Regions from separate parts of the Mus musculus genome. Here region 2 is linked to region 1. The links are chromatin loops, found by intact Hi-C in ENCODE. Cell type or tissue: left cerebral cortex. All regions are shown on one strand. Each heading gives the region's core, and the rest is flanking DNA. Links, peaks and the distances in the headings are about the cores only. Region 1 holds the start of Gm30241 (a long non-coding RNA gene). Region 2 overlaps Sel1l3 (sel-1 suppressor of lin-12-like 3 (C. elegans)).

What was found. Hi-C counts contacts between places; a loop is a spot of excess contacts. Peaks named below come from ENCODE experiments on the same cell type or tissue, not always from the same donor. Only the 100,000 strongest peaks of a DNase experiment are listed, where the experiment ranks them.
Region 2: a loop joins it to region 1, with 2.7 times the contacts of the local background. A loop is called at or near these places in 7 of 42 quality-filtered maps.

Annotation. Positions count from the first base shown.
Region 1 is chr5:52,877,879-52,894,275 of GRCm38, forward strand. It overlaps Gm30241 (a long non-coding RNA gene), which reads left to right and starts at 6,930. Exons shown (of 3, transcript XR_376955.4): 1 at 6,930-7,698; 2 at 8,217-8,352; 3 at 8,689-8,984. In left cerebral cortex, for the core only: a CTCF peak has its summit at 9,420 (motif pointing left); a DNase peak (open chromatin) is centred at 9,428.
Region 2 is chr5:53,101,278-53,117,674 of GRCm38, forward strand. It overlaps Sel1l3 (sel-1 suppressor of lin-12-like 3 (C. elegans)), which reads right to left. Exons shown (of 24, transcript NM_172710.3): 21 at 15,762-15,889; 22 at 15,045-15,147; 23 at 14,886-14,958; 24 at 5,806-6,897. The coding sequence ends at 6,758. Among named protein-coding and RNA genes, the nearest start is that of Gm17182, 60 kb to the left of the region's middle. In left cerebral cortex, for the core only: CTCF peaks have their summits at 4,661 (motif pointing right) and 7,584 (motif pointing right); DNase peaks (open chromatin) are centred at 4,598, 5,028 and 7,633.

The DNA.
Region 1 (16,397 bases), core at 4,570-12,569:
TGGGTTAAATTGACAAAAAAGCAAAACAAACAAACAAAACAAAACTAGCCAGGATACCTACTTTTTTTTTATTTTTAATTTCATTGCTTTTGTTCTTCTTTCTGAAATACTTGTCAGCTTTTTCCCCACTTTACTGATGGGCATCGGGTTGATTCCAGATTGGGGCTATTAGGAATAAAACAGCCATGGTATTCATGGTAGATGTAGTTGGTTAACATCCAGGGCCATTTCTGTTGGGTACCTAGGAGTGGATCACAAAGCAGACATCAATAGTGTTTTAAAAAAAGAGATTGCACCAAGTCATACTCTGCAGGGAGTGTTTACAAAACCGAAGGGAGGAACTTTGGGGCCAGCACTATATGAAAGTATGGTACTCAAAGATACTCAGGTTTGGGGTCACTGGGACGTTACAATAGGGTGTTCATAGCTGAGAAATTCCTCCATATGTCATCTGTCTCCCAGAAGGTTGCTTGTCTCTCCAGTGTGTTTAGGAATATAAAATACACATTAGGGACTGGGTCCCAGCCTGGTTCACAAAGAGGCACCCTAACTCCAACCTCCAGTTCTGGAACATCCTAACTTTACAATATCACGTAAGTCACAAACTATAGCACTACTGAACTTATGTGATTCAGGCCCTCAAAGCCCGTGTCATACAGCTGGCCAGAGGCAGTGTGACTTCTCCACTTACACGGTTACTTGTGTGCCTCTCCACCCACGTTACATTTATCTATACTTTAGATGAATAGATAACACCTCTCTTTCAGTGGCTGCAACAGTGTAAATGGGAAAACTTGTGGCTCGGAGTGAGGATATCAAAGTTTAAGTCCCAGTTAAACATCTAACTACCGTGTTGTCTGGGCTCAGTTACTTTATCGCTGAGATTCTGTGCTTGACGCTTGGTGGATCTGTCTTACAAGGTTAGGCTCATGATGCAGAGCCAAACAGCAAATTTGAGATTACTGAACACTCGATTATGTTAAAATCAGATTTGATACATCTGGTCATCAGAACCGAAGAGTAGGCTGAGTATTAGAGGCTGGGGGGGGGGGGGGGGCGGACGGACGGACGGGGGGGGGGGCGAAGGGGGGGCGGGGCAACAGCAGCCCTTGTGCCTAACAAAGGGGCCAGTGCAGAAATCCATCTGACCGCTAGAGGTCGACATTAGTTCATCTGCATAAACGACTCTAGCCCGTGCAGCCTGCCCCTCATGATGCTTGCCGATGGCACTTAACATTTGCAAGCCCGACATTACTTCTCCTTTCTCCTTTTACTTCTATTACTTAAACAAACAAACAAACAAACAAATACCCCATCTTTTAACACCATCATTATTATTTATCTTGATTTTTGGTAACTGTTAGTCTTATTTCATTTGCCGTCTTGCATTAGTAAGAAAAAGTGTTTAAAATAAAAGCATTGATAGGGCCCTGGTTCAATCCCAGTACTGCTAAATAGGTAGGTAAAAGCATGAATAAATAAATAACAATTAACAAAGAGAATTCTCCACAATTTGAAGCCTGTGTTTTCTTTCCAAACTTTCCAAACGCTGAAACTCCCCAAAACTCCAGCTCTGAGACCAGCAGCAAGCAATGTCACTGTCACACCTGTGTTTTCAGAAGGGAAAAAGTGAAGAAACAGGGAGGGCCCACTGCAGGAAGAATCTGTTTATGTTCGTGTTCATGATAAGGTCAATACATGAATAATAAATGAACCCCTCCAAAGGCTGAGTATCCAACAAATTCATTATACTGATAATTTAAGTAAACTGGGAAGTGCTGGTGTAGAAGCCCAGGTCCTGACCTCTCTTCAGACTCTTACCTGACCGTCTTACAATTCTGGGCTCACAGTGTGGGCACTTCACTTACAAGCAAGATATGTTTGCCCTACAAGCCTGATGCCTGAGTTTGGGTCTCTGGAATCCATGGAGGAAGGAGAGAATCCATTCCCCAGAGTTACTATCTGATTCACGTGCATGACCCAGGACATCTGCATTCACATAGACACACAAACACACAGATACACAGACACACTACTACCACCACCGCCACCACCACCACCACTACTACTACTACTACTACTACTACTACTACTACTACATGAAACTCACAGTTCAACCACACCCTCTAACTCTGATAGGCGACCCCAATCATCATTCAAAACTCACAATACACTCCAAAGCCTGAGAGGGTCTGGACTTAGGACTCCCTAATGATTCCTTTTCTCATCTTAATAGCAGAGTGCTCAGGGGGCCTGCCAACCCCAGAGTGACCCGCTGCCTATCCTTCCTCCTTCTGCCCATACGCCCCGCTTTCTGCTCTTTCTGTATTCCATTCCAGCCATGGGTCAGCCTGGTCTCTGCGTCTGCCTCTGCCTCTGCCCCAGTTATGCCCTCTTCCAGGGACCCTCTCCCCTACACTGCTGCCTTCGTGCCCTCTTTTCCCTTAACTCTTGGGCTCAGTTGGAACCCTTCTTTAAAACTGAGGTTCCTTCTTCAGACATATCTTGCTTGTAAGTGAAGTGCCCATACTGTGAGCCCAGAATTGTAAGACAGTCAGCTAAGAGTCTGAAGAGAGGTCAGGACCTGGGCTTCTACACCAGCACTCCCTGCCATCCTCACTTCACACAGCCTTTCTAGTCAAGGCACCTCTGTGTGCAATGATACTTGGACTGAGTTCAGGTCTCTCTGTGTGCAATGATTGGTACTTTGATTCGAGTTCAGGTCTCTCTGTGCAATGATACTTGGAATCTGAGTGCAGGTCTCTCTGTGTGCAATGATACTTGGAATCTGAGTTCAGGTCTCTCTGTGAGAACAACAGTTCTTATTATTTTCTTCACTGATGTATTCCAAACGCCTGCTGCACAATGCTCACTGGGTAAAACCCAGTAATGACTGGGGACACAGTGCAGCAGTAAAGCTCCTTAAAGAAAACAAGCAAACAAACAAACAACAAAACTTCTTTTAGATTTCTTTATTTTATTTTATATGTATGAGCGTTTTTGGCTGCATGTGTGTTTGCAGGTACATGTGCATGTGTGTGTGCCTGTGGAGGTCAGAGGTCACCCTAGGTGAGGCAGGGTCTCTCACTGGGGTCACAGGTCCTGCTATGCTGCCTGGGTAATGAACTACAGAGACCTGCCTGCCTCTGCCTTCCCAGTGGGCACTAGTCAGTGAAGTCAAGTCTTCGAGCTTACACAGCTGACTCCTTCTCAGCTGAGCTAGCTTCCCACCCCTGCTTATATGAGTAACCCAGAAGCCGTCTGCTTAGCAATTGCTATTCCCCGTGTGCTTTCTCACTGGACGTGGACCTGGACTCCCAGGCCAGCTTCCCACTGTTGCTGCCTGCAGCTCCTGCCCCAGAGAACTGCAGCTTCATGCTCTCCATAGCAGGAAGTTCTTGCCAGTATGGTCCACTGCCTTGGCTGCTCTTGGCTTGGGCTGAGCAGTGCCAGGGTGTGTGTGTGTGTTTTACTTCCAGTGTCCTTTAATGCCTTCTACTTCCACAATCTCTATGTTGTGTGTCCTCTAAGCCTTCAGCAGGGCTATAGAAGGCTCTGGACTCTGAAAGTTAGCTGGCAATTGCCATTTAAGTGTGATGGGAAGAACCTGGGCCCTCCTCGAGAGCAGCAAGTGCTCTCAACCACTGAACCATCTCTCCATCCCTGAATTTAGATGATTTGTGGGGCTGCATTGACTTTCTGGAGTTTGGAGGGCTTTAGTGCAGAAACACTAATCTGCTTGATTGCAGCATCTCCCGCAGGTCCCTCGTGGGGTCCAGAGACAATCACCAGCACAGCATGAGATGTCTAGAATAAGAGAATTGGGGTACCTGTGAGACAACGCTCCTGCAGTCAGACTTGGCTTCCAGGACCACATCCTAGGCTGTGTGATTGCGGTGAGCCCATCACCTCCTAGATCAGCCTCTGTCTCTTCTTCTGTGAAATGGCAGCAATGACATTGCTCTCCCAGTACTGGGACAGGGTCCATCCCTTGCTCTCTCACCATCTGTATCTCCTATCACCTCCTCACATACTTTTTTTCAGACCGTGTCTCTCTCACATGCCTCTTTAGTCCCCTTATTATGTTTAGGGGTCAGACTGCTCCAATGACCTCTCCTGGTCTCCTCTGTCACAGGGCTCCTCTCTCCCACTCTCACTCTGATTCTGTCTGACACAGACCCTCTCTGTATTATGGGATGGAGTTATTTGTCCCCCTGGGTATAAGCCCTAGGAAGCCGTACTTTTTCTCCTGGGAGCAGCCCCACTGGTGGGCAGTGCAGAGCCCAGACGGTGGTGGCCTTGCAGATGGGGAATAGAGTCAGGTGCTGAAGGGCAGCGAGACGGGGCAGACTATTTGTCTTCGCTCCAGCTTCATGTCTAGTCTTCCCTGAATCCCACATCAGTTCTCTTAGTGTTAGAAGAGGCTGGGAGGCAGAGGTGAGCTGTGTGTGTGGAAGACTCTGATGGAGAAAAACAAGGGCTGGTTTTGGTTTCTCTTGAGATTCCAAGGCTAAACTGATTGTATATTTTTATTAAGTGTCTTTTAAAGTAAATTTTGGGCAGTCACTTCAGGTGCACTACTGTTGGCCCTCCAGACACTCCAGGAACCCCGTGAGTAGCCCTGATGGGAGGTAGGAGTGGACAGTGTCCCCAGCTTTCTGGCTTAGGCTTGGTGACAGTTCCTGGGAAAGCTTTGATTCTGGATAAGTGTCCTCAGGCTTCCTGGTACCTGTTATTGAGGACAGTCACCTGGTGAGAAAAACAATGTTGCCCTGGTCCTTCTGTAGCACTTGAAACCTCTCCAGGAAGTCAGGAGGAGAATGTCAAGGGCTCTTGACTTCGGATCAGATGATCAGAGAAGAAAGGAAGGAGCTCAGAGCAACCATGGGGTGGGCACTGCAGGGTGCCAGGCCAGTGAACTCACTGCCTGGGGTGTCTCACTGAGCTGCTAAAGCAGGGCTAGAGGGCTAGAAGCCCGGCCATGGGCAAATGAGCTTAGGTAGTTAAATAAAAGGCGATTGAAGACAGTAAGCCCTAGGGTCTCAGAATAAAGTTCATGAAATATCAGAGACCTTAAAATTTTATGTGTGATTTCAACTATGGGAGGAGTAGAGCAAGCGTCAGCATGAATGACGACACTGCAGGGATAAGGGTTTGAATGGGGGCTGTGCCTTCTAATGTAACTAATGACAGGGATGGCTCAGTGGGTAAAGGCACTTGCAGCCCAGCCTGATGACCTGAGTTCAACTCTAGGACCCACATGGTAGAAGGAGAGAACCTATTCCCAGAGGCTGCCATCTGATTTCCATGTGCATGTGCCATAGAATGCGTGTGCACATGCAAATACCTATACATATATCCAAAAGAAGACAAGATCTTAGACGCGACTGAAGTCCCCTTGGTAACCTTTCTCAGTCCTTTCTTTCATCCGTCTCTCTGGACATGCTAATCCCCAGGCACGTGCTTACACTGTGACTATATGCATTGTCTCCATATCATGTATAAGATCATGTATTTTTTTTTTATGTGTCTGTGTCGTGGTTAAAGCACAGAGTAAGAGAACCGGAAGTGGGCGGGGCTATGAGCTCCCAAAGCCCGCCTACTGTGACGTACATCTTCCAGCAAGGATCACCTTTTAAAGATTCTCTAACCTTCCCAAACAGCACGACTAGCCAGAGAGCAAGTGTTCTAATACGTAAACCTATGGGGACATTTCTCACTCATGCTACCTTTACACACTTATGTTAGGATACATACTTGTCCACTGTTATGTCACTACACCCATCTAGCCTTCTGAAGCTTACCTGTGTGTGTCATTCAGTATCTGCTTTGAGAGCCTTACTCAAAGTGACACAGAGGACAGTTACAGTCCCTCTGAACCTGCCCTCTGCAGGGTCCTCCAGTGACCTTACACATTACAAGCTTCTGGCCCAGACTTCTGCCTGTGACCATGTGGACCATTGCAAGTTTGGGGCACCGTGAATAAATACTTCAATTAACATTTCCTTATGCCCATCTCTTGTGTGCTTGTGAGAGTTTCACTAGAGTATTGGTCAAACTGTCATGCCTTAACCAAATAAACAGATAAGCAGGCCAGGAGGGCACTGTATGGTGAATCTTCGCTGTCAACTTGACCAGATTTAGAATCACCCAGGAGACCAGAGGTGCGTCTCTGCAGGTCTTAAAGGGGGTTAACTGAAGGTGAATGGCAAGATTCTGTGGTCTGGAGATCCAGACAGAATAACGGGGGTGGGGGTGGGGGTGGAGCGAGAGAGCGCGCAGAATGGCACGCCTCTGCCTCCTCGTTCCTGTGAGCAGGTCCACTGTGAGGGCCTTTCTCCTTACTCTCTGTGACTATGGGCTTTCCCCAGACTCTCCTGCCACAGGCAGTGCCACCATGCCTAGAACTAAGGCTCTGCAACCATGAACCCATTGTTCCTGCAGTGTGCTGTCACAATGATGACAAGGATGGAGTCTCGTGCCCATAAGCCTGCTGACAGAACTACCCCCACAGGATTGCACTAGGACACTAAAATTGCCCAAAGGGCACTGTAGACCGTGCAGGAAACACTTGTGTGGGTACGCCGCCCTTCTTTTCCTCCTTCCATCCTTACTCCCTCTACTCCCAACCCCACATCCCTGCTAGATCCTTTCCCAGATTCATGTTTTGCTTTGGTTTTGTGACTCATTTAGTTTTATCAGGGGCTTCGGTGCAAGCACTGGATTGGAGCTACCCACTGGAGCCTTGGGTGTGTGTGTGTGTCACCAGTGGATATACAACTGAAGATAGTGACTCACCCTCCCTCCTGCCCCCTGAATTATAGCAAATAGTCCAGCAGTGAGGAGCCACGTCCCTGGATCACGTCCTTCATCTACTGTCTGCCTGTTTGACAGGCTCTCTTCCGGGGCAGATTCTTATGAATCTATAAGAGCTCTTATGTTAAAAAAATTAACATACACTTTTTCTCAGTTTGCCTTTAAAAAAGATCCCCTTGCTTCAGCTACATTCATCACTCAATACCACAGTACACGGATCTCCACGGACTGTCCATCCCTGAGTAAATCCAATACAACGAAGAAGGGAGGTGTCCCTCTGTTACATTGATTTCAGAGTGGAATTGTCAGACCAAGGAAGCTACAAAAATGCAGCCTCATGGTTTACTGCCCAGTCGTTCTCCACAGTGAACAGCACCCAGTTAAACTCTCCCAGCAGGGCTAACAGTGCCTGTCACGTTGCGTCTCTTTTAGTGCTTCCAAATACTTTATGTGCTAAAGGAAAAGTGTTGTTAGCCTACAGTCTAAGGACTTAACTGTGGACAAGGCACTTCAACATCACCTGCCTGAGTCTCCACTCACTCTTCTAAGCACTTTCTGAGCTTCTGCTTCTGCCGATGAGGAAACTGAGATGTGCTCAGGGTCCTAGAGAGGTGGGGAGGATGCTGTTGGACACAAGACTGTCCACCCACTACTGAGCCCTGCCCACCTCCCACCAACTCCTCTCTAGTCCCAATGTCTTATTTCTGCAGAGAAGGGCAGCACTGTGTGAGGCAGTGAGGGGTACAGAGCCTTGAGCACACAGGTCTGCTCCCTAGAAGGGCCTCCAGAGGTGCCTTCGGGAACATGGCATGTCCCCTCTACTGCTGCGTTGTTTCCAGAACCTCGACATGTGTCCTTGAGGGAGAGGAGACTTGAGGACAAGTATTTATACATTTATTTTTTATTTTATGTGTATAGGTGTTTTGTGTGTGTGTGTGTGTGTGTGTGTGTGTGTGTGTGTGTGTGTGTATGTGTACTACATGAGTGTGGTACTCACAGAGGCCAGAAGAGGGCACCATAGAGCTAGAGTTCCAGATGGTTGTGAGCAGCCATGTGCATGCTGGGAATGGAACCCAAGTCTTCTAGAACAGCCAATGCTCTTAACAACTAAACCATCTCTCTAGCTGCAAGAAGGGTAATTTAGCTGCTCCAAGTTTCTGGTCATTGCTATACACTATTCTCAGTGCCAACTCTGTTTCATCTCATTTATTTCCTACTACTCTCTCCCCATCTTTCTGCCTAACAGGGAGTCTGTCTAACTCCTAGTCTCTCACACAGAACCAAGCAGATTAAATGACTTCTTTAAAGAGTACAGTTTATAGAGAGTATTCCCATACCCATTTTGCAGATGTAAGGAGGAAAGGTGGGGGGTCGTCACCCCTGTGTTCTTATTCCCACAGACACCCTTGGTCTTTTGCATTGGTTTCTCCTCTTCTTTCTACATCAAGAGAGATGTCAAGGAGATGGAGCCTCAGGGGACGGAGCTTCAGTTTATGTTTCGACTCAAGGCTCCTTCGAAGCTGCCAATCATCCTGTGTGAGCTACCGTTCACATCTGACATCAGAACATCACAGCAACTGATCCCACATGGCCCTCACCTATAGCATTTCCTGTTATGACGTTATTAATTTTGTTTACCTAGCTGAGGCAGTGCTGATCCGGCACCCTCACTGTAGACTGTACTCTGTAAAGGAGTCATCTAATCTGCCTGATTCCGCGTGAGAGACCAAGAGTTAGACAGACTCCCTGTTAGGCAGAAAGATGGGGAGAGAGTAGTAGGAAATAAAGATGGAGAAGTTCCCAAGACGTAATCCTTCCTCAGCCTCCTTACTTGACACAAAAAACCAGGCAGCTTTTGTATCCCACCAACAGGTCCCCTGCTGACGGACTGGCTCAGCAAGTTCAAGACTGGATCAGAACATAGGAACACAATAGTTGCTGACCAAGCAACCATCTTGTCTGTCTTCAAATTGACCAACTGTAAGGTGGGAGGGGAAAATTCTCCGGAGCTTTTAAAACCCCAGCCCTCAGGACGAGACTGGGCTTCTGGATTTTCGAGTCGTCCCCCTGGCGCCTCCACCACCCCCGCTCCGTTGGCTTCTCAGAGGGTCTTTTTCTCAGTCGTCACCTGTGCTTTCTCCCCCCTCAATAAATGCCTTTCTCCAGCCTCTGGGTCTTCAGTGCTTGAGGTTTCTCTTTTGCTACCTGTTGCGCCGCAGAATTTTCCTGTCTTTGAATTCTTTTTTTTGTTTGTTTGTTTTGTTTTGTTGTTGTTGTTTGTTTTTGTTTTTGTTTTTCCCTTGACAGGGTTTCTCTGTATAGCCCTAGCTGTCCTGGAACTCACTCTGTAGACCAGGCTGGCCTCGAACTCAGAAATCTGCCTGCCTCTGCCTCCCAAGTGCTAACTGGCAGAGAAATCGAACCGGAACAAGACTCCTAGACTGTATCACGTGGGTGTCCTCCAGAACGTTGGTGTGAATCAATGTGACCATGCTTCGTGGTAAACACTTGGAGAGAGACCGGAGAGAGAGCCACCCGGGTTACTAAGAACTGAGATGAATTTCCTGAGGAGCTGTGTACGGGGAGAAAGAGAGAGACTCCCTCTAGTGGTCATCTGTGGGAGCACCAACTGGGAACTCGGTTGAAACAGCAGTTAAGGGACTTAATCTTTCTCAGTCCAGAGAAGAGTTGCCCACGTTGGCTTCTCTACCTTCGTGGGACTGTGTATTCACATTCCACTGTGGATGTCTTGATGAATAAGTACCAAATTCTAGTCCATGCGTGCATCTGTCTGTCTGTCTGTCTGTCTGTCTCTTTTCCTCAAGAGTGCAGCTCTGGGAATTGAAGCCAGGACTTTACCCATGGTGGGCAAACTGCTCTACCACTGAATGTCATCTCTAACCAGCACTCAATATATATTTTAATACTGCCTATCCATCCCCCCTAAGTCTGTTATCAATATTGACCTGTGATTCGCCCAACAAGCCTATGAATGATGTTGGGGATAGAGAATAGAAGACACACATGGGGAAGGATGAGAGAAGGGGGCTTGGTCTTCGTAGCTTTGGATGAGCCACTATCCCTTCTGAGTGCAGACTTTCTCCTGTGACTGTTTTAAAGTCACCCATGCTCCTGTCCTTAATTCCCCACTCCTTGCTCTGTAAGTAATCCTAACCAGTCATTGGTTTACCCAGAGCGAACGTTAGTGGAATCACTTTGCGTTGTCATTGGGACCCTGGGAGGAGGAGGAGGAGGAGGAGGAGGAGGAGGACTAGGAGGAGGAGGAGGACTAGGACGAGGAGGAGGAGGAGGTGTTGTTGTCGTCCGTGTGTCCTCCATGGGAGGAACTTTAATAACAGAGGCACTTTGAGAAAACGTGACTTAGACTACCCTTCTCTGTGTACGCTTGTTTGTGTGTGCTCGCGCAAGCGCAAGACATGCGCATGCGTATAGAGCGGGTGGTCACTGCCTTTGTCCCTCAAGTGCCATCCACCTCATTTTCATGAGACAGGGTCTCTCATTGGCCGAGAACTCACCTAGTGAGCTAGGCTGGCTGGCCAGTGACCCTCCAGAATCTGCCTGTCTTCACCTCCCCAGCACTGAAATTACACATGCGCACTGCTACAACTTGGCTCTCTGGAACAGGTTCTGGAGGGATTCGAATTTGGCCCTCATGCTTGCAAGGCACATTTACTGACTGAGCCATCACCCCAGCCCTTTGCCCATGGTTTCTTGACTTTCTTTATAGAGAAGGCACCATAGATATCCCACCATTTAAGAAATCAATCTGGTCCCAGGAATGACTCGAATACAGTCATCTAAAGTGATTCTGATTTAGGGACCAGTTCTCCTGCCCACGGTGCTTCTGTGAGATGTAGCTGTGGGTCCAGCGCCAACCAGCCCCGGCCAGTGATGCAGCAGAACTGAGAGCTGAGATGACCAGGATGGCAGCCTGAAATATCCGTGTGGGACTGCAACACTCTACTCAACAGCACCCCACCTGCCTCCCTTGCCTGAGAAGTCCGGTTGCCCTGGTGATGGACAGCTGGGGAGTAGCATGCAAAGATACAGAGACAGGCTTGGAAATCTTCATGGAGGGCGGTTGCATCTCTAAGTCCACCTGGGTCAAGATGCTGACTCTGGAGGCAAGATGGATGCTCTGTGAACAGGACTGATCCTAAGGGTAAGCAGACAGACGGAGCCTGCACTTCATTACATTGTCCTGTTGGTAATTCACATGTAGGTGTGGGCCTGTAGCCGAAATGGCTGGCCACCCCAGGTTCTTTTCTATATGGATGTTTTGGTCTCAGACAGTGATCTGCCTGAGCTTGAACCATTCTGCTTTGCCTATAGAGAGGACAGGGAAGCTGGGCCTGGTGGAACAGGCCTGTATTCCCAGATACCTTAGAGGCTAAGGTGAGAGGGTGACAGCTTCAAAGCTTGCCTGGAGCTTGCTTGAAATTTCAGGACAGTTTAGGTAGTGTAGGAAAAAGGGGGGGGGTGTGAAGATGCAGCTTTAATGGTGGAGCACTTGCCTAGTATGTGGGAAGTCCTAGATTCATTCTTGGGTGGTTGGGTGGGTAGGGGAGAGAGACAGAGACAGAGACAGAGACAGACAGAGACAAACTGACTGAGAGGGACACAAAGAGAGACAGAGAAAGAGAGAGAGAAAGACACAGAGAGACAGACACAGACAGTGACCAGGACACAAACAAACAGAAAGAGAGTCAGAGAGAAATGGAGACAGAGAGACATAGAGAGAGAAACAAACAGAGACAGAGACAAACTGACCAAGAAGGACACAGAGACAGGGAGAGAGACAGAGAGAAATAGAGACAGAGAAAAAGAGAGAGATAAAGACACAGAGAGACAGACACAGGCAGTGACAGAGACACAGAAAAATGAGAGAGAGAGAGAGAGAGAGAGAGAGAGAGAGAGAGAGAGAAGACTTGACTTGCATGAGACAGTGTCTGTTTACAGCCTTCATCATTGCCCCTCACCCTGGAGACCAAGTTGGGAGAGCCATGGGCAGCCGGCCTTCTCTCCTCATCACCATTGTGTCCACTCCTAAGCTCGCTGTGTGGCTTTGGGAGGGAAGGTTTGGAAGAGCTGGAGGAAGCAGCCATGCTCAGGGCCAGCCCTCAGCCTCTGAGGCCTCCTTGTTGGCTTTGTGTCATTATTCTTTGTTTGTTTGTATGAGGCTGGATCTCTGTAGCCCAGGCTGGCCCCAGAACAGGAGACGGTCTCCTGATGAGCTTCCCAATTGTTGGGATTATAAGCATGAACCACCACGTATCATGGCCCGTCTAGGGCTCCTTAGGCTTCCATTGTGATTCAGCTTCTCAATTTAGAGGAAATACCTGTTTCAAAAACACGGGGGTGGGCTGGTCCCTGTGGCTATACTGGTTTACCTAGTCCTCGCAGGAGGAAACCTCAAGCAGGAAGCCACCACCACTGGGATTCCTTTACTGCACAACTCTGCCTCAGGCAGGAGACATGGCGAGATTCAAAGCTGGGTCTTCAGGAGAAAGCAGTCTCACAGAAGTCCTGTGCAGAAATAGCCACAGTGGCCAACATGGTCCCCCCTGAGCCACATGCGGGCTAGGTACAGGTCAGGACTGTCAGTTCTGTGTGGGAAGAGTCACTTGTGCATTGCTGTGTGGGTCACTGACTCGGTGAGCAGACACTGAGTGAGCAGACAGGCTAGAGAGGGCCAGTTCAGCAGTGAGCAGGCAGAGAGGACCCCTTTCCCTGGTGGTGACAATGTGATGTAACTGTCACGTTGATGGTTTTCCTTCACTCTGTATCCTCTGTCTTCTGGAGGAACTTGTAGATGGCAGGGAGTTCAGCTTTCTGTTTCCACAAGACTTGTGTACCTGGACTCCTCCGTTGTACATGTTCAGGAAATAGTGAAGGAATGAATTGTGTACATTCATTCTGGCATCTCCTCGGGCCAAGTGCTGGTAATATTATAGGTGAGAGAGTCTGGGCCCTAGCTCCAGGGCTCCTGGTCTGGCCAGGAGAGCCAGTAGAGTACACAGCTACTTCACAATCCTGTGCCCTCAGGATGATGTAAGCACAGAGGGGCTAGGCCATGATAATCCAGGAAGGCTGAGAATCCTGGAGGAGAAATTTTTTCTGAGCAGTGGATTGGTGTAGTGACATTTTGGGAATTCTGGAATTTTGACTCCTTTAAAAAACAGAGACAAATTATAAGGATGTGCTTTCATTTTAATCCCAAGTGTGGGCTGTGGGGCTGCTTTAGACACAGCAGCTGACTATGATTTGCCTCGTGCTCTAGCAGAAGCATGGTTTTGCCAGCTGCAGGTAATTTCTGCAATTGTGTGATGTTTGGAATTCCCTGAGGGGGTGGGTAGGTGGGGGTGGTTGATGATCTTTTAGGAAGGTTTGTTGTGGTTTGTTAGTACCCATGGTCAAAGAAGAAACAAACAGAAAGAAATTAGATTCTGGGATTCTCTCTCTCCCCTTCTCTCACTCTCTCTCTCTCTCTCTCTCTCTCTCTCTCTCTCTCTCTCTCTCTCTCTCTCTCTCTCTCTCTCATTTCCCCTCTATATCCTTGTTTCTCTCCTATCTAATGTTAGGTGGTAAAACAGTGGGGATAAAAGGTGGGAAAAAGAAGAAGCTACAAAGTAGCAAAGACGAGGTACAGGTTGGGGGTTGGAAAGGTTCAGAGACGGAGGAGAATACTAGCCTTTAGGGAGCCCAGTTACTGTGTGCTGGGAGGGGACGCTGAAAAGAAAGGAACATGGCTGACCTGTTAGGGGACCCAGGAAGGATGCCGCGCTGTTTCTACTGGCCTTTCCTTCCCTATTTCTCAAATTCAAGAGCATGTTTCCGTCTGTGTTAAATAGGCCACCGGGTCAGTCATGCCTGCAATTACATATTATAAACATACTTGAGAAAGATGGCGGCTGAGATGAATTGAGCACCACCCAATTGATGCCTCACAGTTCCTGTTAGCCATGGAATCCCAGCAAGTACAGTGAGTGATGAGTGTTGCTAATCTGCCCATTTTAGAAGCTGGAACACTGATGCTCAGGAAGGTTAGGTTACTCCTCCGATATCATAAAGTGATAGAGTCAGTTTCGGGGCAGAAGTCCATCCATTCCAGAACCTCGGTGTCCAATGAGTGAGGAGGACAGGTCTCATTCTTGCTTGTCCTGGCTCCTCTGAGAGGGTGCTTTGCCCTGGAGAATGTGCTGAGCAGCAACAAGTCTCATTTAAGCCCTGGGTCCAGGTCACCATCCTCAAACATGCCCACAATACTAGCTCTTCTCTTCAAAGTCAGGAGACAACCCCCTCCCACCCCAGGCTACCAGCCCTCTTTGCTCTCACAGAAAAGAAGACACTGTCCTTTGCTGATAAAACCAGGAACCTGGCCCTCTTCCGGCAGCCTGGGGAGGGGCTATCTTTCTCTTGCAGGTGTTTATGGGTTTTCTTTGGCAGGGCCAGAGAAAGGCTGCAAATATTTAGACAGTGAAAACCCCCAGCTGTAAGGTGGAGGCAGAGGGAAGGGCATTGGTAGATTAAACCCATATCCCATCCCAGTGCAGAACTGTGCAAACAGTACCAGTCGGTGTTTCTCGCCCACAGTTCTGGCAACTCTCTGGTCACTAGGCTGGAAAGTCCCAGCCTGCTCCTGGGGAAGAAGAGAGGGAGGTACTCTCAGGCACATGTCTGGCTGAGATGTTTCTTTGCAGGGAGTGTTGATGTTCTGTGTGCGTGGAGATGGAGGGAAGAGAGAACATCTACTTGGTAGCATCCTGTCTGTCATGTCTTCATGTTCCTGGAGAGGTCACGATTTAGGCCCAGTGAGATGGTTCATTGCTTCCAAGCCTGATACTCTCGGCCAGCAACGATCCCCAGAGCTCGACTGGTGGGAGGAGAGAACTCGTTCCTGTCAGCTGTTCTCTGACATTTACACACAAGCACTCAGTCACTCACACAAACACAAAGGGGGAAAAAAAAATGGAGGGAAATCAAGAATGTTGTGGTCTACTTGGGGATCAGTTGCTAGTTCGTCATGGTTAGTTTGAGAAAGAGAAAGGACCACTTGATGACACAGGAAAGCCCAGCCCTACCTCGTTGGCAATTACGTCACTCATTCATTCATACCATCTGTACTGGCTGGTTTTGTGTGTCAACTTGACACAAGCTGGAGTTATCACAGAGAAAGGAGCCTCCCTTGAGAAAATGCCTCCATGAGATCCAGGCTGAGCAAGGCAGAGGAAGCAAGGCAGTAAGCAGCATCCCTAAATGCCCTCTGCATCATTTCCTGCCTCCAGGTTCTTGCCCTGTGTGACTTCCAGTCCTGACTTCCTTTGGTGATGAACAGCAATGTGGAAGTGTAAGATGAATAAACCCTTTCCTCCCCAACTTGCTTCTTGGTCCTGATGTTTTGTGCAGGAATAGAAACCCTGACTAAGACAGTGTTGTCTGCTCAACAGATCTCCTGGCTTTGGGTGCAAAGCTGGGAATGAGAGCGTGAACACCACGAAGCAGAAAGGAGCTTTCTAGTATAACTTTCTCATGACTGCTGAGCTGCCTCCCGATGCTTCCCGTGGCACTCCTGGAACCCACGTCACTCATGTCCTCCCTTCCTTTTTGATCTCCTCACTCCAATGGTCTCTCAGTTTCCCTGAAATGTTCTTGGAATAAGGGGGCTGCTTCCCCTGCACCCCACCACCAGCTTAGAAGGAGACTCTTGAAAAAACAAAAACAAAAGCCAAAACCAAGTTAAACCAAACGGTAACAGCAAAAACAGGACCACAGCTCAGTGGTGGAGCCCTTGCCTGGTACTCATGAGGCACCGGTTGCCATGCTAAGCATGGGGAATAAAAGACTGAAAATAAATGAACGGTAGATCTGATGGCTCAAGCCTGTCATTGGAGCACTCTAGAGCTGAGTTAGGGGATGTCAGGTTTGATGCACAGACAGACCTTTCTCAAGAAAATCAGTAAGTAAATTAGTAATAAGGGGAATAACACAATGGCTTAAAAATCCCTGCACATCACACTGGTAAACTAGGGGTACATTTGACCGTTTGGGTGTCTGGGGGAGGAAGAAGCACTCGAGGAGGGGAAAGGCTACTACCACAGGGAGACGAAGCAGAGAGGGACTGGGGCAGTGTCAGATAATGATGATGGAGAGACCGAGGAGGCAGAAACGCCAGGATTCAGGGTTCCAAGGCTCCTTATACATGGGAACGGCAGCTGCTCGGAGTGAGAAATGATTCTGAACTTGACCGTGTGAGGTTGCAGAGGTGCATGACAGAGAAGTTTCTAGGTGATGAGAAAAGATAATAAAGGGGTAATTTGGAGCGCCGGAAGAAGAGGCAGCTGCTCTTGAGGGACACAGAGGCGGAGATCTAACTGGAAACTACTGGAGACCAAACTCTGCTGCCTGGAGTATCCTTTCTGCTCCATTAACTCTCTGGCCCCATCCCCCACCTGTTTTGCACCTCCCTTGTTCACTCGGCTTCTGCCTGGCTGCTTTTCTCTTTCCTGTCCTTCCAAGATACTTAGTCATGTTTTCTCCATTGATGCTTGTTGCTATCCTTC
Region 2 (16,397 bases), core at 2,945-10,944, 220 kb after region 1:
TAAGGAGTGATTTGAAAAATTCCCTTGCCTTAATAACCCAGCAATTACATGCAGGAGACAAAACAAATATCAACGAACACGGAGGTCTGACAGAGGACAAAAGTGTGTACCATTCTCTTCTATTATTCTGAGGGAGATTTGCCAATTAAAGGAACAAGAGAGGAACAGGGGACAAGACACAGTCTTCGTGACTGTGTTACATGTATGAGAGCTTACCAAGAAAGAAGGGAACCCTGAGCAGCAGAAACTGAGTCCTAAGTGAGCGTCACTGTAAGCAAGGAAACGGAGTTTGTACCTCAGTGAAGAATGAATCACGGGAAGTACTTCGGAAACCTTGGGGTGTTAGTGAAGGATAAAGGTTTTTGGGTTTGCTGTGAATTAAACCCAAGGGTCTGCCTCGCTCAAGCCTTTGTTCAGGACTCTGCCTCTGAGCAGTGTCTCTGGGCTTTAAATGTGTTAGGTTGGCTTACACAGGCCCGACTGTGAACTGATTCTTACCGATCACAACTCTCTCTCCTCTCCTGGTACGAGAGGGTACCCTGCGAGGGAAAAAAAAATGCCTTGCTTTTAGACAGAGAAATGGAAGGCAGAAATCTCTTCTGTATCTGTTGACTCTTAAGAATTCGTAGGAAGCATAGTCGTGTGGCATAGCCTGGTCTGTTTAAGGTAAATAAGCTCCAGTTGCCCACTGACCCCAGAAGGAGAGTCGTATAGAGCATGCGTGGATCCCCACACCCACAGGCTGGAACCACATGTCCAGAGTCCAGCCTGGATCTGTTGAACCACATAAACCCGTGCCCCCGCCCCCCCGTCCCCGCCCCAGGTGCCTGGCTTTGAGCCTAGACATCTTGCTGTTGTTTCTTCTTCAGAATTGCTGTAGCAATGGCTGATTCATCTGTGAGGTGCAGGAAGTGTGTGTCTTGATTTGCACTGGTACTGTGGGAACCAGAGATATATATTCAGAGTCTCAGATTTCGACACTCCAGGAATGCAATTGCGGTCACCTTTACACAGAAGGCTGATTTACCATGGTTTCTCCACATCAGAGGAAAACGCCATCCCAGCAGAGGGTCCTGAAGTGCTGACTGAAACTCGGCCAGATGACCCTTCTGAGTTTGGTTCAGCTCCCTTGAAAGGCTGGTTGTGGGTGAAAGTGCAGTAGAGTTACCATGACTGACCAGAAGAGGAGTTGAGTTTCGTCATGTGGGACAACACATCTGTCACACACTGGTAGAAAGTTATACACTGAGCCAGATGCAGTACTGTAGTAAAGGCTTTGAAAAAGGGCACAAGGACAAAAATGTTCTCTGTCTCCTTTGTGCTCAGGAGTGAATCACAAAGTCTGCTCAGGCCCCAGGAAGTCATTTGACCTTGAGAAGCTTCTAGATCCTCTGAAAGCAACAACACACTCACCCTGTCTCCTTCAGCCCTTAGGGCCTATGGCTGGGTCTGGGCTCCAGATCCCCGGTGCCCACCACCTCCACCATTGGAGGCTTGTGCTTGGGATCAAAGAGCTGGACCAGGAAGTGACCTAGATGCTGGCCCCTGGGTTGTGTGATGGGAAGGATGGGGTGGTCCTCAGATCTGTCAGGCCACTTGAGAGTATCTGAACCCTAGTCATCAACAGAGGTCAAAATATTTTCTCACAGGACACTGGAGTCTCCATGCTGGTCCAAGTCTGTGTGTTGTGGGGTATAACGGAGCCTCCTAATGCCCCAGAGTGTCACCAGGATCCTTGCTTACAGGTGTAACAAAGCAATTTGAGGGAAGGTGGACTTAATTTCATCTTACAGTACGAGAGGACACGGTTCACCAAGGAAGGGGAGGCTGCAGGAGCTTGGGACCGCTGGCCAGATGGCATCTGCAGAGAGAGAGAGACACGGATGTAGGAGTTCAACTCACTTTCTCCTATTTCACTTGATCCAGAATCCCAGCCCATGGGATGGGGTGGCTTGCCTTTAGGGTGGATCTTCTCACCTCAAGGAAGCTAATCTAAAACTCTTTCAGAGATATGCAGAGGGTTTTCTTCTAGGTGAAGAAGATCGTGCCGGCTTGACAGTGTCAACCACACTCAGTGATACCGAAAGCAACAGCTTGGTGGGAGGGAGCATCCAAGCAAGACTGGCATCTCTGACTCTGGGAGGAGTCATGAAGCATTTGGAATGGGTTTCAGAAGTGATACTAGTACTGCCAGGCTTGAAGATAGCTTGAGTCCAAAGAGCTAGATAGAACCCAAGTGGCCTGGATGGGCCCCTGGGTTGTGGGACGGGTAGGATGGGGCAGTGTCCACTGCAGGATGACTCAGCCCTCTTCTGGTGCTGAAATTCTTATAAGGCTTCCCAGAATCTCTTTAGACATCCCCTAAGTTCTACCATGTGCAATTTTTCTTACACCGGTGACTCTTTATATTCATTTGCAAAGACGGCAATCTCAAACCATCACGGGCTGGGTGGCTTGAGCAACAGAGATTTATAGTTCCGTGGAGCTGGGAACTCATCAAGGTGGGGCACACTCCTCCACTTCCTTGATCTGTTTCCCTTGAGGGTGGGAGTCGTGCACCTTGAGTTCTCCTGTGGAGCCATGCAGAGGGTAGCCTCGGGCACGGGCTTCACGTGCCCCCCCCCCCCCCCCACTTTACAAGCACGATGACTCATCATGCACAGATAGGCTTGCGTGTGTCCCATGACAGGGGTGGAGAGCTCTCTCTCTCTCTCTCTCTCTCTCTTCTTTCTTTCTTTCTTTCTTTCTCTCTCTCTCTTTCTCTCTTTCTTTCTCTCTCTCTCTTTCTCTCTCTCTCTTTCTCTCCTCTCTCTTCCTTCCTTTCTCTCTCTGTGTATGTATGTTAGAGAGAGGGAGAGACAGGGAGGGACAGAAAGAGAGAGGGAGGGAGGGAGGGGAGAGAGAGACAGAGAGAGAGAGAGAGATTGATTGTGTTTGATTTCAGAAAAGGGCTGTTAAGCAGAACCAACTGGAGCCTTGAGGGGTGGCCGCACCCAGACCTCAGCATGCACCGACTGGCACCTTTCTCATCTAAGCTCTTCCACAAGACGTTCTGCCTGGCTGAGTGGCTCGGTCACCAGAGGTGATGTGGAATGTGAGCCCAGCTCTGGAAAAATCAATCCGATGCATCTTTGTGGAGTGAAGAGAAAGCATAAAATATGAGTTGTCTTGGCCGAGTCAGCTGGTTTCTTTATGCTGTTTCCTGGGAGAGGAGCTACGTGTGGGGCCTCTATGCCCCAGACCCGCCCCCGAAGCACAACCCTACTTTCTCTGTGACTCTTGGAATCTGTTTGCCACTCTGAGAGATGTCAGGAGGACCGCTTTCAGCTTCCTGAGCTGTGAAGGGGACAGCTAACCCTGGGTAATCACAAGTTCCTAGCTTCTATCTGCAGTTTCCAGAAGGCAAGTCCGGGCCTGTGGAGAGCCTGTCTGCTGGGCTCATGCATGACTGAGTTTCTGGGCCATTCTGACCAACTGGAATACCGTTGCCCTCCTGATCAATGTCCTCCCACTGCGCCCCCACACCCACCTTCTAATCTTTCTGCAGTACTGTGTGCATAGTCCCACCTCTAGGCCCATGGCCTGGTGGTAATTCGATCCCAGGGGACATCTCTTTCCATCTACCTTGTCAAAGTCCTGCCCACCTGCCAAGGCTCAACCCCACCTCTGTAGCAATTTTGCATTTAATGGCCACCCTCATCACTTTATACCGTGAAGCATCTGTTGTGCTGTCGTGGTAGTGGAGTTGAAACTTATTTATATGACGCTCAGATGTATATTGAAATCTCATTTCTCTTATCTACAATCAAGTTTTCCTTCTGAGTGTGCACTCCCTGGATGTCAATAATGGCGGGCAGTTGCATAGGTTGGAACACTATTTTGTTCAATGTAATAAACTAACAGGTTCCTTTGGAAAATCACTCTCAGAATGTGTCCCTATACCTCCATCTCCCATTCCTCTGGAGGCTGGTGTAATGCTGGAGCCTGGTGGCAATGTAATAAAGGGATACTGTCCAGCCACTACAGCAACCTGTCATGGCAGCCCTGACTGTCAGGCAATGCAATAGCTTGCTCGGGCCCGTTCTCATCAGATTCCTCTCATTGATGGTCCTGCTTCCAGCTTCATTGGTGCTTAGAGATTCCTATGGATACAGCTGCTTCTACAGTGCAGATAGCTAACACCTGTATCCCAACACCCCCCTCTCCTTACCCCATGTGCATCTCTCTCCAGGGCACATGCAGATGCCTGGATACGTTCAAACTGTGCAGAAGAACATAGGACATCTCAGAGAAGATACGTATGGTAGTTTGGATGAAAACATGTTCTCCACAGGCTCATATATTTTAAAGACTTAGTCCCCAGCTGGTGATGTTGTTTGGGAGAGTTGTGGAACCTTTCGAAGGCAGTGGCTTACTGGAGGAAGTATGTCACTCATGGTGGGTTTCGAGAGTTTAAGTATGTCACGCAGGGTGGGTTTCGAGAGTTAATAGCCTTGACCTACTTCCAATTTGTTCTCTGTGTATGACTGGAGAGGTGATCTCTCAGCTTCCTGCTCCTGCTACCTGGCACTATGCCCACCCTGCTGTTGTGTCCAAATAGCAATAGCCACAGTGTGGTTCACAGACTCGGGTAATTGAATGCTTGGTCTCCAGTTGGTGGCGCTGTTTGGTGTTGTGGTATAGCATTGCTGAAGGAGGTTATGTCGCTGGGCCAAGCCTTGGGAATTCAAAGCCTCATCTCATTTCCAGCTCACTCTCTCTGGTTCAAGTTTATATTGAAGATGTCTTCTCCCAGCCTCCGTACCTATCACTTACTGTCTTAACTTTCTTCCGTGATGCAGATTCTTATCCCCTGAAACTGTAAGCCAAAATTAACTCTTTCTTCCCTGAGTTGCTCTTGATCATGGTGTTCTTTCACAGAAACAGAAAAGTAACCAATGAAGACAAGACTGGGAAACTGCTCCTACGTCCATGAGCAACGGGACATGGGATATCCTTGCAAGTGTGTGTGACCCACTGGATAGTGCAGCTGTGAGCTGTCAGCAGTCACAGGGAATGGTGCCAGCACATAGGGAATGGGTGTGCTTGCTCTCGACAGAGGTCTGAGGCAGAGCCTAGTGCCTTGTAGAGCTTTTTGTATTTCTTGCCCCAACAGCACGACAGACCTGTACTCAGAGCACTTTCTTGTGGGCTACACACACACACACACACACACACACAGAGAGAGAGACAGAGAGAGAGAGAGAGACAGAGACAGAGAGAGAGACAGAGAGAGAGACAGAGACAGAGACAAACACACAAAATCTCACTTAAGCCTTGTGAGATGCCCAAGAAGTAGATTTTAAAAAAAATTTAAATCCTCATTTCATAGCGCAAGAGTATGAAGCCCAAGGAGGGCTAATCCCAGCATTACTGAGTAAGTTGCAGGACCAGGATTATTAGACCCCGAAGTCTGGCTCGTTTACAAATGGCTGAGATAATTTTTGCTCAAATGAGAACAGTACACATGGGAGAGAGGGGGCAAACTGAAAGGTTAATCTAGAATTCAAGGAAACACTCATTTCAGCCCTGACAGAGTGTGAGGCTGGGCAAACATCACAGATGCAGGCTTCGAATTCTTGGAAGGGAGCTTCCTGCCACCTTCTCTTCCACAGTTGTCAATGGTTAGCAGGACAATCGCTTTCCTGTAGGGTGTTGGTTTGTGTGTTGGGGGTGGGGAGGCTCCTAAGGAGAACACTCTGACCTTAGCACTTTGAATAACGACCACAGTGACAATGAACAAGAAAAGAAGCCACTTCCTGGTAGTCAACTGTAGAAAAATAATTTTATTTACTACTGTAAATAAAGTAGTGCAAAGATAGTTTGAACCCACAGTATTGCGTTACTGATTTATTTACTACTGTAGCAGCATACAGTGCACAGACACTCTGTTCTTTTTTTGTCCTCTTACACACACTCTCTCTCACACACACACACCTATACAGACACAGGCAGGCATAAGGGGTGGTGATGAACCTATGAACTAACAGCTTGTTTTTTGTCTGCGTATTCCATTGCTGCCAGTCTATTCTAATGGTGACTCATGGGGAAGCAGACTACACTTAAACGGTAAAGATTTCCTAGATGTTATTGCATGTGTTATGATGGAAACATAAACGATACCCAATAATGTCATCAAATGATTTGGAAGCACTATGACCTCTAGAAAAATCCACAGGGGGAAAAAATGTAAACCAATGTACAATGTTATCGCCTTCCCTGTGTGTGGAGTGTTTGTCTCAAGGCTCCTTCTAGCTGCTGGATTTGGGACTCAGAGAGCAACCAGCTGGGCTTTTGCGGAGCAGGATGCGGTGGCAAACAGAGGTACTGAAGCATCGTCAGTCAGCCTTGGAGATAAGTTCCTATTCTCTGGTAAAAGGGGATGAAGACAGACTAAAACTTTTAAAAATGACTCTATATGGACGCTCCACATATGGACTGCGGTTCCCAGAACAGTCACCAGGAAGGAAAGTCCAAAGCCTCAGCTCGCCTCCCCCGATTCCCCTGTTTTCCGGGTAACCCTTGAATCTGTTGGATAACTACAGTCTGCTCTGCCTATGTTCTTGTTTAAACATAAACAAAAAGACACCAAGTGCAAAGTTGGCATCCAGTTCACAAGACTTTTAAGGTATTTATCAGTGTAACGCCTGGCACCAGCCTTCCCAAACCAGCTGCTAAAAGGACCGTCTCTCAGCTGGAGAGACCAGGGGCGCACAGTTCACCCACGAGGCTCAGGGCCGTTAGCCATCATGGGTGGGTCGTGGTCGGAGGCATCTGCAGCCGGAGGCACAGCTGGACTTGGGGTGGATGAGGTGGGGTCTGCCGAGACCCAGGCTGGTGCTGGAGAGGAGCCACTGGCTGCGGAGACATAAAAACAGAGTTGAACATTTGAAAGAAGCCCCTGTGGAACACCAAGCCCCACCCAGTAAGCAGGAGGAGGTGCTCCTTGGCTGGTGGCCCAAAGTCTAGGTAAATAGACAACCTTGGACCATTATCTAGGTTCTTTGGACTTTTGTGTTCCCTTCTATAAAATACCAGGTTGGAATAGCTCTGTAAAGATCCCTGATGGTTCTCATGTCCTACAGTTCTAAGCCACTGCGTGTCTTCCAGGATTTCCAGGCAAATGGTTGCTGTGATCACTTTGATAAGTTTTGTGAGCTATGATCCTATTCCCTCCCCCTGACCCATGATGTCAATATAATACAACCATGAGTAGTGTCAAACAGTCAGAGGAGGGCTAGTTTTATTTACATTCTTATCCCATTTGGATTGTGTGTCAAATTCAGCCCAAGTTATTTTATTTAAATAATTGTACAAAACAACTGAAAAAAAATACAATTGCTGTATTTCCACAAAATTGTTAGGTTTTCAATATATCTTTAAAAGAGAGGATAATGGCCCTGATTTTAGAGGATCGTTTATCAAGTTTTTGTCAGCAGCAATTTTCTTTTCTTTTTCACTTGTATTTTATATGTATGAGTGCTTTGCCAGTGTGCACTTTTTTTTTTTTCTTTTTTTGTTCTGCTTGAGTGCCTGGTGCCTACAGGGACCAGTAGAGGGCACTGAATTCCCTGAAACTAGCTACACATGGTTATGAGCAGCCCTGGGGGGTTTTGGGAACTTAACCCAGGTCTTCTGCAAGAGCAGCTAGTGCTCTTAAAAACTAAGGCATCTCTCCACCTCCCACTCCCCCCATGTCAGTAATTTTCAAAGGGTAGTGGTGTTTCCTTCCCAAGGACAGAGCCACTGTCTGGAGACATTTCCACTTGTCACACCTGCCCAGTGGGGATGGGATGATGACATCTACCGAGTGGAAACCAAGGATCATGTTAAGCCTCCAGCAGGACTCATGACAGCCCCACAGCAGTGAGTGACCAGCTCTGAAGGCCACCCATGCTGGAGGTGGCAAAACCTGCTTAATGAATTTAAACTTAGAAGTGCTGCAAGTGACGGTGGGCTCTGGCCTTTAACAGCAGTGTCACTTGGGTGAGGTATCACATGCTCCCACCTCCAAGAGATGGAGAAAATGGGAGGCTCTGTGGCACGGAAGCAGTCCACGGCTTAAGTGAGAGAATGCACTGAGAGCAGTGCTTGGCAGGTGAGGTATGCGGGAAGTGTTACTGGGGAAACGTCCTAAGATTTGTTCATCTCAGGTACATGGCACTGGGGACTGATAAAAGAGCTAAAGCATTTGTTTGCTGGATGCCTGCAGCCCCCTGTTTGAGGCTCCAGGATAACAACAACATGAGCTTCAAAGCCAGGAAAGACTAAGAATTGGCCAGTACTGATGTTTTCTCAGCTGGGTAATCTTGAGCCAGCTTTCAGCTATAAGATGGGGGTAGCAGCATCCAGAGCTGTGTGATGAGTAGTGAACTCAGTGGCCAAAGTCTGTGGAGGTGCAGCTAGTTTACCTGTAAGCGGTGATCTTAATTAAACGCAGTAGTGTTTTAGCCCTACTGACTTTGTAAAGAGTGTGGGGGGGAGGGGGTGTCATTTTTATCTTATGTATCATTTTTTTTGCACTTAATTATTTAGAATGTCTATGTATAAGTGTGTGCATGCACCAGATACACATGTGGAGGTCAGAGGTCAGGCTGGAGGAGCCAGTTCTCTTTCTTCCAACACACGGGTCCAGGGGATCGAATGCACGTTTTCAGGAGTGGCAGCAAGCATCTTTAGCTGCTGAGCCATCTTGATGGCTCGTTGGAGCCACCTTTAAAGGCCAATCTGAAATGTGTGTACCATAGAAAGATGCCATCTTGTGCTGCCAGTCCAACACTTCAACAGCTCTGTCTGTATATGGCCTCCCCCCCCAGGGGGTCACTGTGAGAAATTGGGGCACCAGCTTTCTAGCAGGACTACTCTTTAGAGCTCCTTTCAGCACCTGCCGGAAATGTGGAACCAAAGAGGAGAGGAGAGGCCAGGTGTGCTGGGTTGGTGGAACATTACTAGGGCTATTAAAAGCTCAGAGGCAGGTGACCAAGTGAGGAGGTTCAAAGACCACTGGGCCACAGTCGGGAGGCCCAGCCTGGGTGTGTCTTCTTCACCTGCTGTTATCTACCCCGGGGCTAGATACTGACTTGTGGATAATTCCTTGCACACATCTTAGAATCCCTGGTTCCTCTGTTTTCTCTCCTGGGAATAGAAGGGCTTGGGGCAGCTGGTGTCTGGACCCCCTTTTGCCATGAGATTTGCCTTTCCGGTGACCTCTGTGGAAGTTAATACAACACCAAGGCACGGACTTTCAAGCTTAGGGAATGCCTAAGTCACCATGGTAACAAGATAAATCAGCAACTGGTTTTCTGATTAAAACAAAAAGTGCCAATGTGTAAATGTAGAAAGAATGCCTAATTAGCACTGCCACCACTTAATGCCTCTGGACAGGGACAACAAGGAGTTACCGCTGTTTCCACAGCAAGTTTGTTACTATCTGTGTGAGGGTTCTCTTCCTTCTGCGGGGGCTGCAATCACTGCATGAGCGCCACCCCCCCCACACCGCATGTCCTAATTTTAAAGTGGCCCCTTTGTCTCTGCTCACCTGGAATGCATGCTAATTTTATTATTGGGCTAGAATCAAGGTAACCAGGAATATTGTCGTGCTGCTTAAAAAATTACGGAGTAATTCCAGAGCCAAAGAGAAGTGATTTGTGGGTTACTGGCTGGCTGGGGGATCATTTTCTGTACATTAGTGAGCATAATCAGGAACTGGCACACACAGGACCTGGGGGCCAATGGCAGTCGCTGCTTGTTTTTGTATGGCTCACTTTTAAATGGAAGAATAAATAAATAAAAACAAGAATAAGATTTTGTGATGTGTGTGAAAGCATTTGAAATTCAAATGTGTCCACAGTACAATTTTATTAGAAGCCCAGCCAAGATGGGCGTTTCAGATTTCCAGGGGCAGAGTAGAAAAGTCAAAGCAATTGTTAACTAATTCCTTAGAACAGTGTGTTGCTGGGGTGTAGCTCGGACGGTAGAGCACTTGCCTAACATGCCCGAAGCCCTTGATTCCATCTTTAGCACTAAGCTGGACTAGAGATGTTGGGCTATAAACCCCAGCCTTTGGGAAGGAGAGACAGGAAGATCAGAGGTCAGGCAGGCTCTACTACAGGGGTAGCTTGAGGCGAGCGGGGGACTATATGAGACTTTGCCGACCCCTCTTACATTTGGCTGCCGGCTGCCAGTTGATAAGATGCAGCCTGTAACAAAAACATACGAGAGCGTATACTGAAATGGCAGGCCACTGGTAAGAATGAGGGACACAGAGGTGGCCCTGGACACCTCACACCATGTGTGAGTTAGTCCTCAGCAGTCCAGGACAGGTACGAGAGGGCATCAAAAGCTGGGGAACAGGAGTGGTGGGAAAGACTCCTTGTGCAAAATCTCTGACTTCAAGACTATATCGGCTTGCTCCATGAGCACTCTGCTTTTAGCAGAAAGCTCATTAGCTAGAAACATAGGGGATAGGAACAGAGCAGAGAAAGGTTGAATTAGTCTCACTTAGACAAGTTTACATTCTGTTTAAAAACAAACAAACAAACAAACAAACAAAAAAAAAAAACCTAGGCTAACCCCAGCTTGAAAGGATGAGTCCATGTGGGGCATACCTGGGCGGTGTGAGGACAGACAGACTGGCCTGGGCTAGACTACGGAGTCATCTGTCATCCCTGGGAGCTGGAAGCTCTACAGACCACGTTTTATGTGGTGTATTCTTTAGACATCAAGTTTAGAGTCATGTTGCAGATGGAAGGTGGTTTTTTTTGTTTGTTTGTTTGTTTTGTTTTTTTTTGTTTTTTTTGTTTTGTTTTGTTTTTTGGTCTGAAATGAACGAGACCAGGCAGGATTCAGAGTTCAGACTTAGGGCTTAGGTTAGACTATGCATAATGAAGTATCTTATGGCCTCAAGTCAAAATGTGAAATTCATTACTTCATATATACTCCTTATGTGCATAGATTGAAAGGTAATTTCATGTGATATTTTTAGTGCCCCTGCATTTTGACGGCAACCTGTTACGTGAAGTCAGGTGTGGAATTTTTGTCCTGTGGCTTTGTGCCAGCACTCCAGTTTCTGGGTTTAAGAACTCAGGATTTAGGGGCTTTCTGATTCTGTGTTTTCAAATTTCAATTTTTCAAAAGGAGGACTCTTTCTTTGAAATGACACTTCTGTTTTCTCTTCCTACTGTTTTTTTTTTTCCTCCTCTTCAGGCAGGCAGCCAGGCTCCAGGCTTCTTTTGTTTGAAGGATGTTTGCAGCACACACAGGTGAACATTGGCTCTGGACTTACTTTACTTTGGGATATTTGGGGTTTCAAAATGGCTGCTGCTCCATTAAGGTAATTAGGCTTGGTGTTTTTGGTGTGCAGGGGGAGGCAGTGCTTTTTGAAACACTCTCAAGCAGTGAAATAAAGCTTTTTCTGGAGTCTGGGGCAGGGGCGGGGCGGCTGAACCTGAAACTGGAAAGCATCAAGGAAAATGCTAATGGTTCTGTGGACGAGTGAAGAACCCCGGGGCAGAGTCCCAGAAGCTGTGTAGGCCTGGAGCAATGGGATTTCTGCTCTCAGACCTGTGGCAATCAAGTAACTCCAGGGACATTCTTACTGTGAGAAGCATGAGTCTCCTAAAAGCTGTAGCTGCCACGGGGAAGCAATAAACCAGTTTCCTGAATGGCCGTAAGTAACGTACAGTACTTGTCCCCTGTCTTCTTACTTGTGATGGATTGGGAACACATGTGTTTAAATGCTTCTAAAGTGAAAAAGTCCCACAGCATAGCAAAAGCATGCTAGGTTTTGCTTAACTCTTAACAGAGGCAAATCAGTCTCCTTAAGTATGATCGCCTCCTTGTGGCAGAATTCTCTAATTGCAGGCAAAATGCCCCACAGGACAGGATGGACTCTGACAGCTACCAGCTTATATACACCAAGTCATCTCATTTGGTTCTCTCAGCTGCAGAAAGAAGTAGGCAAAATATTCTTCCATTTTATAGAACAAACAGAGGCCCAAGACAGCTTTTCCTTTGTTCCGCATTGTTCTACAAGTAGCAGCAGGGTCAGAATCTTAGCAGCTTCCTTCCCCACAGCTGGTGGGGCTAACACCAGTCCTGTACCACTGAACACAAGACCATTTCATGTGGCAAAGGCTGTGGCAATTGACTCAACATCAGAGCATCATACAAACTTGGGAGAAAAATGAGGCTGGCTGGAGCTGAACACACAAGAGATACGAACAACTTGCTGATAAACCATTAAAATGTAAAATCAAAAAACATTAAAAACAAACAAACTTCAAACTCCTGAAATGAATAGGAGTCCAAATTTCTAGTGACATTCCTCACCATATGCTGTTTTGGGGAGGCTCCCAGCTTTCAAGCCCGTGCCTTCTTTACTGACTATTAACCAGCACCCAGAGGGAATTAACATGGTTGGTTGTTTCACTCCCTCATCTGCCATAAGTACCAGCCATCCACACCTCCAATTCCTGTGGTGTAATGAGGGAACTGCGGACTCCATCAGCTCCCCAAGGAAATGCCAGCAGCTAAAGTTTTGGCCCCTAGGAAGCCCACTCTTCTATGCCCTGTCACCTGCCCATCACCTCTTCAGTCACCTGCTCTCCTGCGTGGACCAATCTTACTTCAAAACGGCTGGCATGTTTCCACTCTGAACCAGGACCTTTAGACATCAGTGAAAGGAATGAAGAAGATGCTTCAGCTCTCTGCATGAATTCACACAGGGCTGGTGGGGCCGCCGTGGGCAGGCACAGTTTGGAAGCCTGTGAGCCCCTCCTTTTTACTCTTTCTAGTCTTGGTCCAAGCATGTTTTACAGAACGGTAGTGTGGCACGACCCAGAGGCTTGCTGCAAATGTCTAATCTAGGCTCACGCCATCAGAATCCTCATGGGGTCTGATTCTTGCATGCCCAGTAAAGCTAAGACGCAGTAGGCTAGAACTTAGACATAGAAACATTATTTTGTAATAAGTTATGTTATTTTAATTATCCATTATAGTGCTTTTAAGGCAAATATGTGTGTGGGCAGGTTGATTATAAATTTTATTTCAAGATTCTAAAACCAATTAGGAAAGATTCCTACTGTAAAAGGGGTAATTAGCTTGAGATAGTCTATAACATCTTAAAGTATTGAGGTTTTGAAAGCACGTTTTCAGTTTGCATCCTACATCCCTCTTGGCCTCACTTCCTTAGTCAAACAGGGCATTTCACCTCTCTGGCCTCAGTTTCCTCGTCTGTAACATGCTACACAGAGAATTAAGTTCTTCTTAAAGATCTCATCCCAACTAAATCTTCTGTGGCTGTCAAGAGGAAAGGGGGGATACACTGGAAAAGGCAAATGAAAAAGTTTGGACAGTGAGGGAAAGCGAGTGACCCAATGGCCCAAACAGACGGGACAGGGAAATATATGTGATATATGAAGGAGCAGGAGGGACAAGGAGACGAGAATACAGAGGGCTGACAATGAAGCCCTGAAGCCGGTGTCTGATACAGAGGCTCCCACCCGCCCATGAATTTTCATGGCCACCAGCTGGTGTACAACCATCAAGGCAATTTCCAGCAACCTTAACAGAACTGCATTCATAATAGTCACAACAGCTTTTCCACAGAGGAAAAAAATGACAAAGATAATTTGAAATGGAAAACACTGACAAGATGCAAAATAAATGTGTTCTACCTGGCAACAAATTCAGCCTCGAGACAGAGTGTGCCCTAGGGAGATATACGCAGGTGCAGAGGACAAGGCCTCCAGCTCGGCAGGGCTGTGGACCACAGCCCACACCCCCCCCTCCGGGAAAATGAGAGGAAGACTCTGCATTCGCCTGAGAGAGAGAGGCCATCCCGCTCCTCTCACTTTTGATTATCTGTTACACAAATAACAGCTATGGGCACACTCCATTGCCCGCCTGCCCCACCCCTAATTACCCATTTGTAAGTGTTTCTGTTGGTCTTTGTGATCTATTTCCTTTTCTTGTTGCCATTGGTGGAAAATCTGTCACATCCCTCCAAGAGACCTTTGTGGGTTTGAGCCCCTGCTAAGTGTGAGATACTAATGTGAAGGTAGAATTGGGACCCTCCTTTAACCCTAGAAAGACAAATAAAATAGCTAACATTCATTGAGAGGGCTTTGTGTGTCACGTAGGTAAAACAGCTCCCATTTAACCACAGTCACCATTGGGATAAGCATCTTATGTGCATTTTTTTTAATTGTCCCCCTCATTTTACATCCTTTAGAAATTATGTTAGACTGTCTTTTTGATTCACCAGAAACTGGGAGATCAGAAAGGTTGAGTAACTTGTACTAAGTCACACAGCTACTGAGTAGCTAAGTCTGGAGTCTAAGGCCAATCAGAAGTGATGAGAGTACTCACTCCATTTCTGCTAGCTTGAAAACAGAACCTTGTGTAGCAAGCACCAAAGTGGACTCTCCAAGTCCTGGCTAGCTAGACACACTTCTGCATTATGAATATTAGTGTATTCTTTCATACTTTTGACTGCATGACTGGGAATACTTTATACAGTAGCCGGGTTTAAAATGAGGTTTTCAAGCATATATGGGGGGGGGGGGGGAGGAAAGGGAACACTTTAGTTTGTTTTCTTTTAAGCTCAAAAGATAAACCAATTAAACACCACCTTTTTTTTTTTTAAAAGTTTGAGATTTGTAATCGTCTGAGGCTCCCTGATAGTTGGGGACTGTGAGACACTGTAAGGACTCCTTTGTACCACGCACGGACATGCTTAAGAAATGAAGCATGACCAAGATTATGAGAGGGCGTGGCTCTTGATGGGAGAGAAAAAGAAGCCCCTTTCTCCTTCCCCCCTGCTGTGGCTTTAAAGGAAGCTTTACCTGAGATATACTGGAGATAAAGCACCATCCAGGCGATCACCACGGAAAGCAGGAAGGTTCCCAGGAAGTAGATCTGCAGACATTGGGAGCGAGTGTAAGATGACAGTGGGAGAGCAGAACCTTGGGCCAGGCAGGGGCTGGTGGGGGCAGGATACTCACCAGGGCAGAGTGCAGAACGGCACCCCAGAGAAGCCGAAGATGAAGGTAAAGCCAGGCCAAGGAGCAGGGGCTAAGGGACTCCTCATTACTGAGACTCCAGCACCTGCAAACAAAGCCCAGGGTAACTGCGGTGTCCCTGGCTTTGGTGGCACCAGTCATGATCCGTCCCTCATACTCACATGTATTTGCTTTTGCATACTCAAACTCCCTCAAGATGGTGACAGAGCATGAAGCTAAGTAATTCTAAGCACTTTAGGCCCAATTTGGTGGTTGGAGATCCTAGCAGAAACTTCTGGAAAGGTTATACTTCATTCCTAAGAAAGACCCTGAACACAGGATGTACTGAAACACTATTTCTGAGCGTCTATCCAAAGTCCATGTGTAGGAGGGCCCCCTTATTTTCTAGAAAAGCTAATTAGGTGAGTGGGTTGGGGTTTTGTTTTTGTTTTTGTTTTTAATTTGGTCCACTCTTATGGAATGTCTTGGTCAGCACTTGAACTTCAGATCTAGAACATTCTATGACAAACCTGAAACTCAATGGAACGAGAAGAGCACCTGGGCTTAGCTGAAGGTTCTCTAACAGATACAATTCTGGCAATATTTTCTACCATTGGACATCATAAAATCAGGGTGATGCTAGCTTGAATTAAGGTCAAAGTGTCACCCACTTGTCCCCCCCCCCGAAATTGCATCGATTCAGAGTGGCTCAGAGCTCACCTTTCGTAGAGCTCCTGGAGTATGGAGGTGTTACTGGAATGGAGTGAAGGGTCGATTTCCAAGAACTCCAGGATGTGGTGTGGGATGACAGCACCTTCCTCTATCAGTGCGGCGAGGTTGAAAAATCCCTAAAAAACAAAACAAAACAAAACAAAACAAAACAAAACAAAACAAAACAAAACAAATGAGAAAAGCCAAGCTCAGTAACTGCTGGGATATAAAACCCAGTACATGCCCTTCACTACAATGTAAACTTTTACAACTTCTAATTTTTTTCTCACAGCCCCTAGAGCCAGATGGTTTTGTCATGTTCATTGATAGATTGTTCCCCTAAATATATGCATCTGAAAAACTTATTTTCAGGAGAGTGGGGAGATTTTCAAAGAACATTATAGCCCATCTGCTCAAACACCAGGAAAGCGAGCCACCTTTCCCTTTTCTAGATCCCACACAGAACTTGGGAAAGTGAGTCCTTGCATCATCAACGAAGCCATAATGCTGATGAAGACCACGGCTTAAGGACCCTGCCTTTGATAACCATCAGCCAACTGGACACCTGATAAGATTAAACAATATATGAGCACATATTTGAGATGTTCTAAGTATGTACAGAAACCCTCCCATGATTCCTTGTCA